Regions from separate parts of the Homo sapiens genome. Here region 1 is linked to region 2. The links are chromatin loops, found by intact Hi-C in ENCODE. Cell type or tissue: heart right ventricle. All regions are shown on one strand. Region 1 overlaps DOCK8 (dedicator of cytokinesis 8). Region 2 has its middle 22 kb from the start of DMRT3.

What was found. Hi-C counts contacts between places; a loop is a spot of excess contacts. Peaks named below come from ENCODE experiments on the same cell type or tissue, not always from the same donor. Only the 100,000 strongest peaks of a DNase experiment are listed, where the experiment ranks them.
Region 1: a loop joins it to region 2, with 4 times the contacts of the local background. A loop is called at or near these places in 30 of 110 quality-filtered maps.

What each region holds. Positions count from the first base shown.
Region 1 is chr9:344,456-352,455 of GRCh38, reverse strand. All of the region lies in intron 14 of DOCK8 (dedicator of cytokinesis 8), which reads right to left. Among named protein-coding and RNA genes, the nearest start is that of DOCK8-AS2, 120 kb to the left of the region's middle. In heart right ventricle, CTCF peaks have their summits at 4,370 and 4,575 (motif pointing left); no DNase peak of the experiment used is centred here; H3K27me3 peaks cover 1,447 bases.
Region 2 is chr9:994,268-1,002,267 of GRCh38, reverse strand. It overlaps the pseudogene RNU6-1073P. Among named protein-coding and RNA genes, the nearest start is that of DMRT3, 22 kb to the right of the region's middle. In heart right ventricle, CTCF peaks have their summits at 3,356 (motif pointing right) and 3,569 (motif pointing right); no DNase peak of the experiment used is centred here.

The sequences.
Region 1 (8,000 bases), 650 kb after region 2:
CACCACTTGTTTTGGCTGCTGGCCTGGGATGCCGATTCTCATGCTAGAGTTTGGTTCAGTTTCATCACAACTCTGGGAGGAAACGTTAGAGGTTGCATAAAATAAGCATATTCTCTCTGGGCTCTTTTGTTCCACCCCAAGAGCATCACGGTGAGGATCATGCTTAATAGTAATAATAATTCCATGCTCAATGCTGCAGACCATGGCTCCTGTAACAATCAGTGACCTTGAAAGAGCAGTTAGGCCCTGAAGCCTATTGCCTGGAGTCCCATCCAGCTTTGCAGGCAGCTATCTCTAGAGCTGTGTGTCAGCAGCTACCCGCACCATGCCTCCCATTCCCCGAGTTCTAGGCTTGCTGTGGGGTTGATGTTTAGCAACATCAAACATTTCTCCTGCTGCTGCTGCATTCTCCACTTCCTTCTCCAAACTGCCACATGCTCGACGCCCACCAAACATGCATATGAATCACTTGGAGGTACTGACATGTCTAGAGAATCATTGATTAGGTAAATGCTAAATTTCTAGACAAATCCTGATTCTCACAGGGTTCTTGCTGACTTCAGGGAAAGTTCTACAAGGGAGTTGCAAACACTGGATACAGTGCAAAAATGCAGGGTTTACATGCCACTGGCTATTGCTAGAGAGCTGTCTAGGGAAGACTGTTGCCATGACATCTTTAACCAGAAAGCATCATCACCATCCTGTTGCTCTAAGTAGACAGACTTTGGACATAAAGAGGCAAACTTCCTGTTCTTCACACGTTCCCCTCCCATTCCACTTTCTCAGTCCCATTCAGTGGATATTTCCATGCCTACTGAGTAGATGCTGTGAGCTAACACAGCCTGCTGCTCTACCTGCACAGAAGATAACTTGTCAAATGGAGCCCAGCCTTAATTCCGGGACCAGGGGAAGAAACAGTGAAGGAAGACTGCAATGTGATTAACAAAAACTAGTACCTGATTTGCCAATGGGCAGCTGTAATCACAGCTTTGTGGCATCTGAAAGAATCTGCAGACTATCTTCTAGCCTTGGTGATTGGTGAGTGAGAAAGGCACTCCCTACTGGGGCCCTTTTCCAGCCATGATTTGTGTTGAAGATGGTGACCAACTATCTGTCCTTCTGACCTGCCCAAGACCAGGGTGCCACTCTAGAAACAAGACTATAGAAAAACTGATTTCTCCAGGTCCAATCCAGTCCCCGATGATGAGATCACATCAAAACCTTCTCTCTGGAGAAAGGCGTTCCCCAGTTACCTACTTAGAGTTTAATTTCAGTCAGAGGTAGACCATACTAGGCAAATCCCGGTGGAACCCCGACCCTACCAGGACCTATCAGGAAGCCAGAGAAATTAGGGATGTCGCTGGCATCCCCTGTTGGCCATATGGTGCCACCACCCAGCTCCTACAACAAAATCCCAGTGAACTAGGCTAATTGTCAATCGGCCTCATCCCCTTCCCATGCCAATCCCAAAGAGCATTTCCTGAGTGAGCTCCAACACACTGATTTTTGTCCTGATGGGAGAAAGGGTATGAATCTCTGCCACCCTCAGGAAGTTTACAAACAGGACGGGGGTCCACAGCTCTGATCCTATGTCCATTCTTTGGCACCAGAGTTGCTGCCTGACAGGCTGACTGGTCCCCCTTCAGTAATTCCTCTTCCACATTCCTCCCCATTAAGGTTGCTATCTACGTTCTGTCCAAACAAAATTATATTAGTTTCAAAATAATGCAGGGAGAGGCACAGGTGTTATTATTCTGCTTATCCGCAAAGTGAGGACAAACCACTAATTTGATGTTTGTTCTTTACAAAAGAGGAAGCAGCCATCAATCAATTCCTTCCTCCGTGGGTTGGCTCGTTATTAAAATGAAAGAAAACCTGCCAGAAAACCAAACCCCTGCCCTTTATCTCTCCCTAGTAAGACTATCTCATTGATGTTCTAAGAAAATTAAAGTGGCATGAACGTGTCCTGGACGGCACGTACATTGGCAGAATCTAGTTCAGCAGCCATTAAGTTAAAAGTATTGTAACCAGGAAATAAATGCAAAGGTAAAAAACACAAGAAGAGTGGCACCTCCCAGTGCTTTGGGAAGCTGAGGTAGGAAGATTGCTTGAGGCTAGGAGTTCAAGACCAGCCTGGGCAACAGAGTGAGACCTTGTCTCTAGAAAAGATAAAATAATTAGCTGGTGTGGTGACACACAGCAGTGGTCCTAGCTTCTTGGGAGGCTGAGTTGGGAGGATCACTTAAGCCCAGCAGTTTGAGGCTGCAGTGAGCTAGAATCGTACCACTGCACTCCAATCTTGGAGACAGAGCAAGATCCTGTCTCTTAAAAGAAGAAAATGAAAGAAGGGCATGAGAAAACAGAACTCCAAGTTTGCGATGAGCCGAACTTGAGGAGCACAAGGAGATTCCTGGAAAGGTGAGAATGAGGGGAGGCCATGTTTTCAACAATGGGAGTTAGGGGAAGAACAAACAAGCTCAGAAGAGCTATTGGAGGGCGGCGGAGGGAGAAAGAAGAAACAGATTACATGAAGTATAAATTAAGAATAATTTTCATGTCCCTACTCTGAGAAGCAAATTCATCCAAGTCTGAGCCAAAGAGAATGAATCAGAATTCTAAGGTTTCTGAGTGTGTCTTCTGAGAAAAATTCAGAGACTATTGTGTACATTTGTGTATATTACCTTTAAGGACATTAACTGACACTTCCAGAGAACAGAAATGTAAATCTGTTAATGGGATAACGAAACTGGTCTGTGTCCTGTGAGCTGATTGACAGAAGTTTAGAAACGCTGCTAAACTTGTCTTTGAGCCCTGATAGGAGAGAAAGCTCAGCCCATGTCACCCCTATCAAGTGAGTGGAGTGGTATAAAAGGAACGACCAGCTTGGGCTTAAAAGCTGTAATTCTAGGGAAAGATAAGAAATAGGCTTTGAGATTTGCTTATTGCTAAATGTACAGTTATTAGCCTGGGCATGGAAACCCCTTAGAAATCATTAAAATGAGCCGTTATGTTGAGCTCCTCTAATTTTATCCTTATGAAGCCATGATATTTATATTTCCATTAATAGTTGCATGAATCTCAATTTACATTTTGAAAGTTGTCAAAGAACATGAAACAAAGCAGCCAGGACTGGCACATTTTTTGAAAGTTTTAGAATCTTTCTGTTGTTGACACCAGTGGGTAAAGAAATTTCATCTTTTAACTATAAAAGACACATGACATCTGATGAATTAGCCATGGTTTTAAACAATTACCTTATTACGCTGTCAAAACACAGTCCTTTCAACTACTCACAGCTCTGTTTTATTTTGTACTGTGGGGTTTACCTGCACCTCCCACTCAGTTTCTTCCCTTGGGAAACCCTGACACAGCATCTCATATTTTGCCTGAGTAAAAGACGATCTGGAAGTATAAGACGATTCCCGACTTCTGCTGAGGGCCCAAGGGCAGCCTGTCTGAGGCCTGAAACCACAGGACATCCATTAAGGAGAGCTGTTAAAATACCTCTGCTTTAGAGATGGCCAAACACTCTCAGTGAAAGGTGGATGAATGCTGACCTTTGGGGGCATCTGTAAAGCACATGAGGAGGTCAGAACTGAGGATGAAAAAGCTGCAAAATAGCGTCCCCCACAACTTCCCAATAGCAAAAGAAATAAGACTAAACAGTTTCCCAAAGCTGTCCCGTCAGAAGAGAAGAAGCCACTTCAAAGGACTGATTTTAAATAATAATTTGTAAAACTAACAAAAGTATAGAAATCAAAGACAAAAGGCTTTTTGGATTTTAGGTGCTCCCTCTAATCTAGACAAACTATTCAAGATCAGAGTCAAATGCAAGCCTAACTTTGACTTAATTTCATCACCACTTCTCCATTGCTTCTGCCTCCACCAACCAGGGCAACTCATGTAGAAACAGGGTGCCTCATGAAGCTTCCTGCTGAATTCTATGTAAAGGACAGTGGAAAAATGACACTCGTCACTGTTAAACCGACCGCAGGACTTTTAGGTAGGACCGTTCTATATGGGCTGTAACACCAAAGCACTGTGGACTCAAGAGTATAAAATAAGGAGAGTGGTATGGAGTTGTGAACGGTGGAATCAGTGACACTAATGTACACAGCACCTCCTTACTCCTACCTGCCTCAACCATGATTCTAGGAAAATTCGGCACATTCTGTGGTTTACATATGAGACAAAATTGGTGAATGTGTAAATATGTATAGTAAGCAACTCTCCCCAAAATGAGAAGATTTCGATCTTTAGCTACATTAAGGGATGCATCTCTTGGTCCCCCTCCCCACTACACCTTCCAAAAAAATGCCAGATGTCTAAGGTCAGGACTTACTAATGAAAGGAGGCAGAAACTGACAGGCTAGAATAAAATCCTTTGCGAAAAAATGACAACAGTGATCTCGGAGGATGCTGCAATACTTTTCAGTTTTTCCTGGTCTTGCACTTCAAGGGCAAAAAATACAATATGTGTCCTACTTTCATAAATCACGACTTCATATGTTTTGTAACGAAAAAGGTAGTCGTGTGTCTGAATCTAGAAAGTGAGTGAATTGTGTCCTCTAGTGGCTGAATATTATACTGGAACGGTAGCTTTGCTGTCATAACCTTAGGCAATTGGTTCCCTCCTGAATTTTTTCATTCTTACAAATAGGAGGATTGCTGAGTTTTGGAGCAAGGCATTAGGAATGTGGGGATTGTGTTCCTGATTTATTATCGAGACCAAGTTGCAACTAGCACCAGAAATTCACTTTGTCTTTGTCTCCGTTCCTTGGCTAATTCAAATGACTAGATTTTGCCTGGGCTGCCACTGCCCTTCCTAACTACATGGTTTGTTTATAAAAGCTTCTGTTCCATAAGCGACTGCTTGCTAAGCCTAGTAAAACCAAGTACTGGGCTTCCGCATCATCTGATACTTAGGACAGAGTTTTTTGTTTTTGTTTTTTGAAAGAGTCTCACTCTGTTGCCCAGGCTGGAGGGCAGTGGCATGATCACGGCTCACTGTAGCCTCGACCTTCCTGGCTCAAGCGATCCTCCCACCTCAGCCTCACAAGTAACTGGGACTGCAGGTGTGGACCCCCACCCCTGGCTAATTTTTTTGTTGTTGTTGTAGAGACAGGGTCTTGCTATGTTGCCTAGGCTGGTCTTGAACTCCTGGGCTCAATGGATCCTCCCGCCTCGGCCTCCCAAAGTGCTGGGATTGCAGGTGTGAGCCGCTGTGCCCGGTATGGAGCATTTGACAACTCCATATGGTACAGGAACTCATTAAGGGTTGGTGGAAGCTTCCCTTCCATGAGAAGGAGGGGGACGCTTTGATTTTGAACAAAAGAGAGTGTCAGACCACCAGTGCCCCATCCCAGACCACCTGAATGGGAGTCTTCAGGGTGGGGCTGGACACTTACTCTGATGCACAACCACCCTTCCTTCACCTAGCACTGAGAAGATCCACTCTGAATACAGAGCTAACTGGGCTTAAACTGGGAACCTATTTCCTTGGATGAAATTAAGTCCCTTTCAAGGATACTCCCCATGTCCTGCCCCTCTTCCTAACCACTTCGTTTGCAGTTATTTCTGGTTCATTTCTTTCCTTAGAAGTTCTAGTCACTAAATCATAACTCGCAGACATTCCTTCCGGTCAGGTCCTGCATGCATGCTACGCCATTCCTTTTCCCCCGCAGAAGAGAAGGTGGGTAGTACTCCTTAAGACTCCACTGCGATATGGGAGCACATCCCCGTTAGGCCAGATCAGACTTCTGGTCTGAGAACATTCAGCTGAATAGGAGGAGTCCTGAAAACAGCTAATTATCCATCAGAGAAATCATGTTCCAACTGATATGCTTGTTCTCAGCAAGCACCGTCCTCCACAGCAAGTCTGATAATTGGATAAACAAGACCTCAGAGGCTCTCGGGGGCTGAAGTGAGAGATGAAAACGTACTTTATGTGGCTCTTTTTACTGTAATCACCCATTAAAGGGACGGCAGGGAGCTTAACAGCTCATTACAACCTCATTGCCTGTGATCTCCGCACATACCCCTCTGGCGGCCGCAGGATAGGATGCCCTTGAAGACCTTGCTGGGCCTTGGCCTCAGCCCATGCTGTTTTCATTCTGCCCCCACCAGAAAGCAGCTGGTGTCTCTAGTACCAGCTGTTGGGTCACATGGAAAATAAGCCAGGAGTTGGTGCAAATGTGTTCCTAGGCAAACCACTAGCATTTTCTTAATCTGGACACAGAGCAAGGAACGCCAAGCTTGGATTCGGATAATCCTTTTCATCAGCTCAGTTTTTCCAGCTGTTCTGCTCTGCTTTCAGAATTGCTGTCCTTCTGCTTGTGATTTCTCAGAGTGTCCTGCCTGGCTCTGGTTCAGAGGACCCTGCTCTAGCTCCATGCCTCTAACCCACAGAGGCTGCACATGGCACTGCAGAGGGCCCGAGCCGCTGGTTTGGGAGCCCCTGGTCATTCCTGGGATGAGCACTTCTGGCTCTAGAAGTTGGTCTCTATCGTTAGAGCAAGGATTTATTTTATGAATGCCCAACCCTCACGGACCCACGGGGATACTTCTGGGAGCACTACCCAGTTCTACCAGAACTCATCTACAGCTGTTCCTTAAAGAAACTTGAATAAGGTAGAGACACGGGGCAGCACACACACATTACCGCAATTACTTTTGCACCAACCTAATACACTAGAATGCAACTCGAATGGTGCCCCACGCAGGACACCTGAAGGGGCAGGGCAAAGAAAAGAGGCAGTGAAGAGGTGGGAGGAAGGTGAGGCTGGGGACTGGAAGGCAATGCCAGCCTATCCCAAGCCAACTTTACCTGAGGCACTATGGCAGCTGCTCCTTTAAGACAGGTAAAGATAACTGGAGTTCAACTCAAGTAATATTCAGCTGAAACCCTCATCAATACCAAAATCCTAAAATGTGTGACTCTGGTTACCACTGGCACTCAAGGCCAGAAAACATCTGCTATTAGAACCAGGTAATAGTTCCCTCCACCCAGGGGGGCTCTGCAGTTTATGTTAAGGGCACATTAATTTGAAATCCCAAACCTGGCTTTCTCAGTGTAAGCATTTATTGTTTGGCCCGACAGAGGTGTTAGCTACAAGCTCCAGGCAGATCAACTTTTTATAAGCCAAGCCATATTTCAAATTCATGAGGTGAATCCTCTATAAACGAAGAAATATTCCTGAATTTATCTGCCCCACAGATCTTCATTTTCAGTTATTTGATTTCCTTAAGGGATACAGGTATGATCAGGATTATTGATTGGCATGGAAATAGCAACATCAACAGTGAAAGTTACCTGACAGACTCTTGGAATGAGAAGAAATCTGGATTTCTTCAATTAAGAAATAGGAACTGCTGTCCCTGCCAAGATAATACCTTTTTTTTGAGACAGAGTTTTTTTGCTCTGTTGCCCAGGCTGGAGTGCAATGGCAGGATCTCAGCTCACTGCAACCTCTGCCTCCTGGGTTCAAGCGATTCTCCCGCCTCAGCCTCCTGAGTAGCTGGGATTACAGGCACCCACCACCACGCCCAGTTACTTTTTGTATTTTTAGTAGAGACAAGGGGTCACCGTGTTGGCCAGGCTGGTCTCGAACTCTTGACCTCACTCAGGTGATTCACCTGCCTTGGCCTCCGAAAGCGCTAGGATTATAGGTGTGAGCCACCACACCTGGCCCAAAATGATAATACTCTTGGGAGTGATAAGACTAATCCATACCTGTTATCAATACCATAGCAAATGAGTTTAGAGATCGTTGCTTGAAAAGAGACTTTTATTTTGGGGGCCAGTATAGAAAAGCTACAAGGTCCAGGTTTTTTGAGATATGGGGAGATGGCAAGGAACAAAAAGAGAGGAAAATGGACAGAAATGAAAAGGTGAGGTCACCCAAGGCGAACTTAGTCAGCTTGCCAATTTTACCTGGGGTTCAGACCTCACTCGATTCTTTCCATTTCCATGTCGTGAATGGGGGGAGGTGCAGGAAAGG
Region 2 (8,000 bases):
CCCATGGCAGATTCTGCACGGGTTAAAGTTTTAAAATAAACCTTTATGTGTTAAACCACTGAAATTTTGGAGTGTGTTAGTGAAGTGTAACCTAGGCTACCCCACCCAGCCCTTACTGGCTTTAAAGGCATTCCTATTTTCAGCAAGGTTACAGGAGCTTACAAAATGGTTTTGCTTTTAGAGGGAATTTGACCCATGTGGTGTGATGAAACCAGTTAGCTTTCAGGCAGGCCAGAACTTACAGGCTGTTTGTAACATATGTCATTTGCTTGGGTAGACAGATCTTTGAAAACATCGGGTCCATGTGCTCGCTTCAGCAGCACACATACCAAAATCGGAATGACAGAGAGAACATTAGCGTGGCCCTGAGCAAGGATGACTCACAAATTTGTGAACCATTCTATAAAACAAACAAACAAGCAAAAACTGGAACCACAGTGGCATAAGGTTGACAAAACAGAACTTTTGGTACAAAAAAGTTGGGAAACATGGATAGTTGTCCCCTTGTTTTAGGGATGAAAATAGAGACCCTGGGAGAAGCAAGGGACCTGTCCCAGGTCACATGTAAGCCTTATAAGGAGCAAGTCTCCAGGTCAGACGTCGAGGGTGAGGGGTAAAGAGCCCTCCTGCTTTAGATCAGCCTGGTCAGGCTCAACAGGCACTCAGGGATTCCAGCACCCCAAAAAAAGTTCCTCCCTGTTCTAGGGAAAATTTTAGGGAATTGAATACCCTACATGGATCTGTCCCAAATTCAGCTACAGGAAAGAAGCACAAATGAGTGAGACCAAGACAGGGAACATCTAATTTGTTTCCATACGATATTGACAGATCTTCCACCTTTTCCAGAAATGCCTAAACACTCGGTGCATACGTGAGATCTCTGGATTTTTCAATGTTGGCAATTACTTGAAAATGAAAACAAAAACTCTGTACTAATCAAACAAAATACACCTGAGGGCTGGATTAGGCCTTCAGCCCATTTTGTTACCACTTCAGCTTTCCTGTTTTCTTAACTGCAGGGACATGACCGAGGCGACAGCTATAGTCATACCACAGACACATCGCTTCCGGTAGGGTTACAAGATTTAGCTAACAAAAACATAGGATGCCCAGTTGAATTCAACTTTGGATAAACAATGGATAATTTTTTAGTATAAGTATGTATAGGCCATACATATATTGTAGAGCATAATTATGTCCAGGGAATATTATATAAGTATTATATCATATGCTACATGTATCAGTATTATATATTATACTTACATACTATTCCCTGGACATAGTTATATATATATATACACACACACACACACACACACACACACACATAAAAATATATACCTATACAAATTCAGCCTGGGACATCCTTATGATAAAAAATTATTCACTGATTATCTGAAATTCAAGTTTAACTGGTGTCTTATATATGGACCAAGACAGTTGATTAATGAGCTCTTCCTTCTTTGGCGCTAATTTATCAGGAAAACTGGAAAACAAAGGTATCTGGGTCCAGCTAGGCTCAGAACAAGTCACCAAAGCTCTGGTGTGTGAATAACTGTATGCGATGCTGTAGGAAGGACTTGATCCCACCCACAGAGTGGCTACTCTCCTGGGCAAATGGCCACTGGAACCCGCTGTCTGGTCAGGCTTGCCTGGCTTCCTTCCAGTTGGGAGGCCTTTAGGCCACAACGGGAATGCATTTTATTCTCCCTATCCCTTCTACTCACTGAGGGTCAAGCCCACTACCTATGGGTGTATCCTCTGCAGGCCGCGCTGGCTTTTGCAGTGCCCTTTCCTCTCCCTGCCATAATAGCTGCAGCAGATGCTGGTGCTCCCAGGCACAGGTGGGCTCACTTCCCTTGTCCTCCAAACACTCATCATGCCCGTGCTTCTGGTGGGGGCCGGAGCTAATGGATCTCAGCTGAGGTTGCTCCAGGCCTCCCTCCCACCCCTTGGGAGAGGGAGGCCAGCTCAGAAACCACAATCCTCCCTCCTTCCTGTAGACTTAACTATCTCACCTTGTCCGCCCTGCTCCCCGGTGGAGCTGCAGAGGATATTCCTTTCAACCGGGAAGCCAAGCAGAGATCCCAGATGCCACCACCCACCTCGATCCACCCCCATATGGTGGCATAGGTCAGTGCCATGATTGGCCAGGGTCAGAGCTGTACCACCGAACGTGCTGAAAGCCCCGCTTTGCCCAAAGAGAGTCTCCGTCTTCACTTCTCCTTTCTTCCTCTCTTCCTCCTCCTCCTTCAAAGGCACACTTGTAAGGCAACTGGGTCCTCCACCCACAGTTCAAAATGCTTACTGACTGGGTCTCACTCTGAGTTTAAAAAAAGAAAAATTCTCTTTGGGTAATTTTTCTTTTAATTGATCGAACCAATCCATAACTATGAAGGGCAAATAACTGTCCTTGCACCCCAAGCCCTGTGGGGATGATGTAGTTAGTATTAATAGTTGCTGCTGATCACTGATGTTAACCACCCCCCACCCCCAGGAGCCTTATTACAATGATTTGGACAAATTCACATGTGCTTTTACCCTGAGAGAGTGTTTTATTCACCTGGGTGGGTAATTTACAGATGAGCAATATACTTCAAGTATTACAACTAGATTTGTCTTTTCCTCCTTCACTGGAGGGCCTGAGTTCTCTAAGGCTGTTCCCTGGACAGGAGTGGACTTCAAGGTTCTCATTGCAATTGTGGATTCCTGGGAGGGAGGGAGATATCCCCTCCCAGAAGTTCTGGTTGAGAAGGTTTAAAGATGGATTAAGAATCTAAATTGTTTGAACAGACACTTCAGGGGATTCCAGATCCAGTGAGTCATAGGCGCCCCTTGGAGAAACTATGGCTGAAATGGTTTTCCTGGCATTCTATTATTTGCCTAGCAGTTTTAATAAAGTTGGGTCTTAACATTACATTTCCTCCATGGCGGCATTAGATAATTCATATCTGAGTTTAATCCGCAAGCCGTGGTCAACACACATGCATGTCATCAGCCAGGCTGAAACTTCTAGGAGGGTCTCAGCGACCCATAGGCTAGGGGCTTCTTGGAGATCCCCTGCCGGTCCTGCGCCGTGGGGTGGGAGGATGTGAATCCCATGGTCTGTAGTCACAGCTGTCCTGGGAGAGGGATCCTTGAATTTGAGTGAAATAAAATATAGCAAAGATATCTTTGAAATACCCTCACATCTTTCTGGTTTGGCCGAGAGATGAATGAGGAGGACTAACAGGCGGAGGGAAAACGCCGACTTCACGCATTTACCTCCACTAGCCTCCAGGGGGCAGCAGAGCCGGGAAGAACATTCACGCAGGCGGCTCCGGGAAACGGAAGGAGGGAAAACGCCGACTTCACGCATTTACCTCCACTAGCCTCCAGGGGGCAGCAGAGCCGGGAAGAACATTCACGCAGGCGGCTCCGGGAAACGGAAGGAGGGAAAACGCCGACTTCACGCATTTACCTCCACTAGCCTCCAGGGGGCAGCAGAGCCGGGAAGAACATTCACGCAGGCGGCTCCGGGAAACGGAAGGAGGGAAAACGCCGACTTCACGCATTTACCTCCACTAGCCTCCAGGGGGCAGCAGAGCCGGGAAGAACATTCACGCAGGCGGCTCCGGGAAACGGAAGGAGGGAAAACGCCGACTTCACGCATTTACCTCCACTAGCCTCCAGGGGGCAGCAGAGCCGGGAAGAACATTCACGCAGGCGGCTCCGGGAAACGGAAGGTGCGGGTCGCTCTAACCCACAGGGTTTCACGCCACGTCCTCTCAGGCTCCTGGGGGTTGCCCTCGACAGCCACGGCCGCACCTCCCACCTCTCATGGAGGTGTCTTCGGGCCCAGGAGGAAGCCAGGCGGCTGGGCAAAGGTCCAGGGGCTCCAAAAAGCCCTGTGAACTCCGAGACCGTAAACTGGATCCAAAGTCCTGAGAGAGACCGAAGCCCACATCCACGTGACCCTTCCTGGTAGTTGACCTTGAGAAAGTTACTTCTTTGCTTCCTCATCTACGAAATGGGAATGGTAATCTACTGACTTCATGTGGTTGTTGAGAGGATTAAATGAGTTAATAGATGTTAATAATGGCTAGCACAGAATAAGTGCTTTTTAAATTATTATTAAGAGACAGCCGCCTGGGCTGGAGTGTAATGGCCCAATCATAGCTTACTGCAACCTCGAACTCCTGGGCGCAACAGATCCTCCTGTATCAGCCTCCCGAGTAGCTAAGGCTGCAGGTGTGTGCCACCACGGCTTTTAAAAATTTTTTGTAGAGATGAGGTCTCACCATGTTGCCTAGGCTGGTCTCAAACTCCTGGGCTCAAGTGATCCTCCCACCTTGGCCTCCCAAAGTGCTGGGATTCCAGCTATGAGCCACCACACCCAGCCGGAATAAGTGCTTTTTAAATGCTTGCTCCTGTGTTCACTTAATTCCAAACCACTTTTGGACAATGTGGGATTCTGGGTAGAATCGGTTTTTCTGTTTTTGTTTTGTTTTGTTTTGTTTTGTTTTGTTTTGTTTTGTTTTTGAGACCGAGTTTCACTCTTGTTGCCCAGGCTGGAGTGCAGTGGCATGATGTGGGCTGACCGCAACCTCCGCCTCCCGGGTTCAAGCAATTATCCTGCCTCAGCCTCCCGAGTAGCCGGGATTACAGGCGCCTGCAACCACGCCTGGCTAATTTTTGTATTTTTAGTAGAGACGGGGTTTCACCATGTTGGTCAGGCTGGTCTCAAACTCCTGACCTTGTGGTCTGCCTGCCTTGGCCTCCCAAAATGCTGGGATTGCAGGTGTGAGCCACCGCGCCCAGCTAGAAGTGTTTTTTTAATAAAATAATTTGCATTTGGATTGGTTTCAGATAATGTTTCAAAATAATACCTAGCAGGTGCTTTGAATTACTAATTTGACTAAATCAGTGTTGGATTCATAAGATTTTCTCTAAGGGTATAAGCAGTGGTATACAAAGCATTATTCCAATTCTCAAAACTCTGGATACAGTAAGATATCTTTAATACTAAGCTGCATTACACATAATGTTTCTTGAAGATTCAGGATCTGCAGTGAATCTCAAATATTACTGTATTAAGAGATATGCAGACAGGCTGGCTCACAGAGCTATCTTGAAGATAGAAAACTGCATAAATCGGCTGGGTGCAGTGGCTCATACCTGTAATCCCAACACTTCGGGAGGCCGAGGCGGGCGGATCACAAGGTCAGGAGGTCAAGACCATCCTGGCCAACATCGTGAAACCCCGTCTCTACTAAAAATACAAAAATTAGCCGGGTGTGGTGGTGCACACCTGCAGTCCCAGCTACTCAGGAGGCTGAGGCAGGAGAATTGCTTGAACCCGGGAGGCGAAGGTTGCAGTGAGCCGAGATCACACTATTGCACTCCAGCCTGTTGACAGAGTGAGACTCCATGTCAAAAAAAAAAAAAAAAGAAAGAAAACTGCATAAATTAGTGTTTTCTGTGGGCATTTTCATTCATTCATTTGTGTTGTTTTACATATGCTGTTGTCTACTCAGGCAGCCCTAAATGATATATGCCCACCTGGTTGCTGGTGGCCTGAGCTGGTTTTAGATCAGGGACAATCCTTAGAGATATACTGAGGTCAGAATGGTGGGCTGACCTAACAGATGCAGGTAGTAGATACTCAATAAAGGCTAGTTCTTCCAGCTCCCTTTCCAACATCTCCCTCCATTTCTAATCTCAAGTCCATTGAGTGAGATTTTTTTGAAAATTGAAACTACTTCCTATTTTCTCAAAGGGGACAGGCCAAAGGAGATAGGTTGACGAAGATTTATTTATCCATGGCTTCCACAGTATTCCTTTCAATGATCAAACTGTTCTCTAGCAACTCATTGTTTTTTCTTTCTCTCTCTTTCTCTAGGGTCTCTGCTAGGTTTTAGTGTACCTTTGAGCAGAGTAGAAAAAGGCTTCTCCTAAAACAGCACCTTTTCTGGTCTGACAAATTTGAAAAGGGTACCCACTCTGGATCTGAGGCCCCACTTGCTCCTTGGCTGGACCCCTTGGTGCAATACACAAAATGGACAGCCTCCACAGCAGCCTATTTCACCCAGTGATCCCTGAAGGCAGAAGCAATAAGGAAAGCCAGGGGCTGCAATGGACAGCCAGCAGGCTGCTAGTGAGGACAGAGCCCACTGGTATTGTCATAGCAGCCCCTGGGGCTGAGAAAGGTCCCACGTTTAATTCACCCACCCTCCCTCTATAGAAACCACCACACATCTGGTTCTGCCATATTTGGCTAGGAGACAGAGATACTTCCACAGATCTTAGGAATCTTTCATTTAAATCACAGTGGCAGGGTGAGGTCATGGTCTAAAACCAACAAGCAGTGACTCAAGTCTTCGGAAGGGATAATTTTTCTCAACAGCTGCTGTTTACTTTTGGTTAAGTCCAGTGGCTTTGCCCATGGGATATATGAAACTCTTGACATAACCTAACAATCTCGGCAAACTCTCAGAATCTAATTAGTAAATAAACTCCATTGTAATTTAAGGGAAAACCACTACCTTTCCTATTTACCCTTCACACTGAAATAGTAAATGATACTGTGGGAACGTTGAAGCATGTCCAGAATAGACCATCAACAAAAGGCAAGATTGCCTCTCCTGAGCCTCCTCTGTCCTCTGAGATTAGAATTTGGGGAGGATGCATTCAGAAATGATTTTTTTCCGGTAATGACAACGTTCAGTACCACATAAGAAATGAAATTGAAGCATTGATCTTATTCTTCAAATATAGGATAGCTTCCATATTAAAATTAACATACAAATTTAGCATCCATCTTATTTTTGACTCACTTCTGCTGAGTAAATGCACATATAAAGAATGAATCACTGAAACAGTATGCAGTGAAATAAAGTTCATTTTTCAAATACGTCAGTTCAAATGCGGTCAAAGCCTGTTTTCTGGGCACCCAACAAATGTTCCCAAGATGCTCCTTCTGCCACCACCTCCCATCCCCTCTATCCTTAGGGCAAGCTAGGGACCTTGGGAGTTGAGTCCCTAAAGAGCAAGTGTGGTAATACAGGACTGCTACACCTCACACCTCCTTCTCTAGTCCTGTTTCTTTTTATACATTTGAAATGTTCTTCGGCTCTTAGGAGCCTGTTGACCAACTTAACAGCCTGGACCAGTGGTCCAGAATCACTGCCCCTTTTCTCTGGTGCCTGATGCCTCCCCAGGTTGCCCTACCGTTAATTTCAACCATATCCATGTACCTAACAAATGTCTTGCTTCTCAATTCATCTATAAAATTACTTCCTCCCACCCCCATCATCAAGAATGTTGCTATTTCTTAAAGCTCAAATCTCGAGGGCAAAACCTATTCCCAGATGTCACTAGTAAACTGAAAATCATGGGACAGCCGGAAGGATCAGCAGTGCCAAAAATTCTGGCCCTCCCCTTGGGGGAAAGAATAGCACATTTAAGCTCTTATCAGGTCCTTCACCAACCAAATTTCCAGAAACAAGCAAGTCTGATCCCAAATGTATACTCAACCTAATAATTGACATTGATGCCAACATTGTTTGAACTAGATCTAGGGTATGTACTAGGACTGTTTACATGTTGATGTTTACCCTTGCCCTAGAAAAGTAGGTGGGAATGGGGGAGAAAGGACTTAATATCTCAGCATAAAAGTTTATGGCCTTCAGCCCTTTTACGTGGTGTAGATCTAAAAAGAAAACCCAAGGATGTGATGAAGAGGAAGTTCATTCTCACATCTTAGTGAGTGTACAAATTACCTGGAGAGGACAATAAAAATGTACTGCTTAGGCTACCAGGGATTCTGACTCAACAACTCAGGCCCAGGAATCTACCCTAGAAATTAAGCATCTGGGTACATGGACCACACTTTGACACAAATGCTCTAGAACACAACGAACCAACCCACACTCTCAGCATCTTAGACAAAGCATTTACACCAACACTAGGAGTTGGCAGATCCACCAGAAGGGAGGAGAGGCATTGTGGTTTAATGTGGA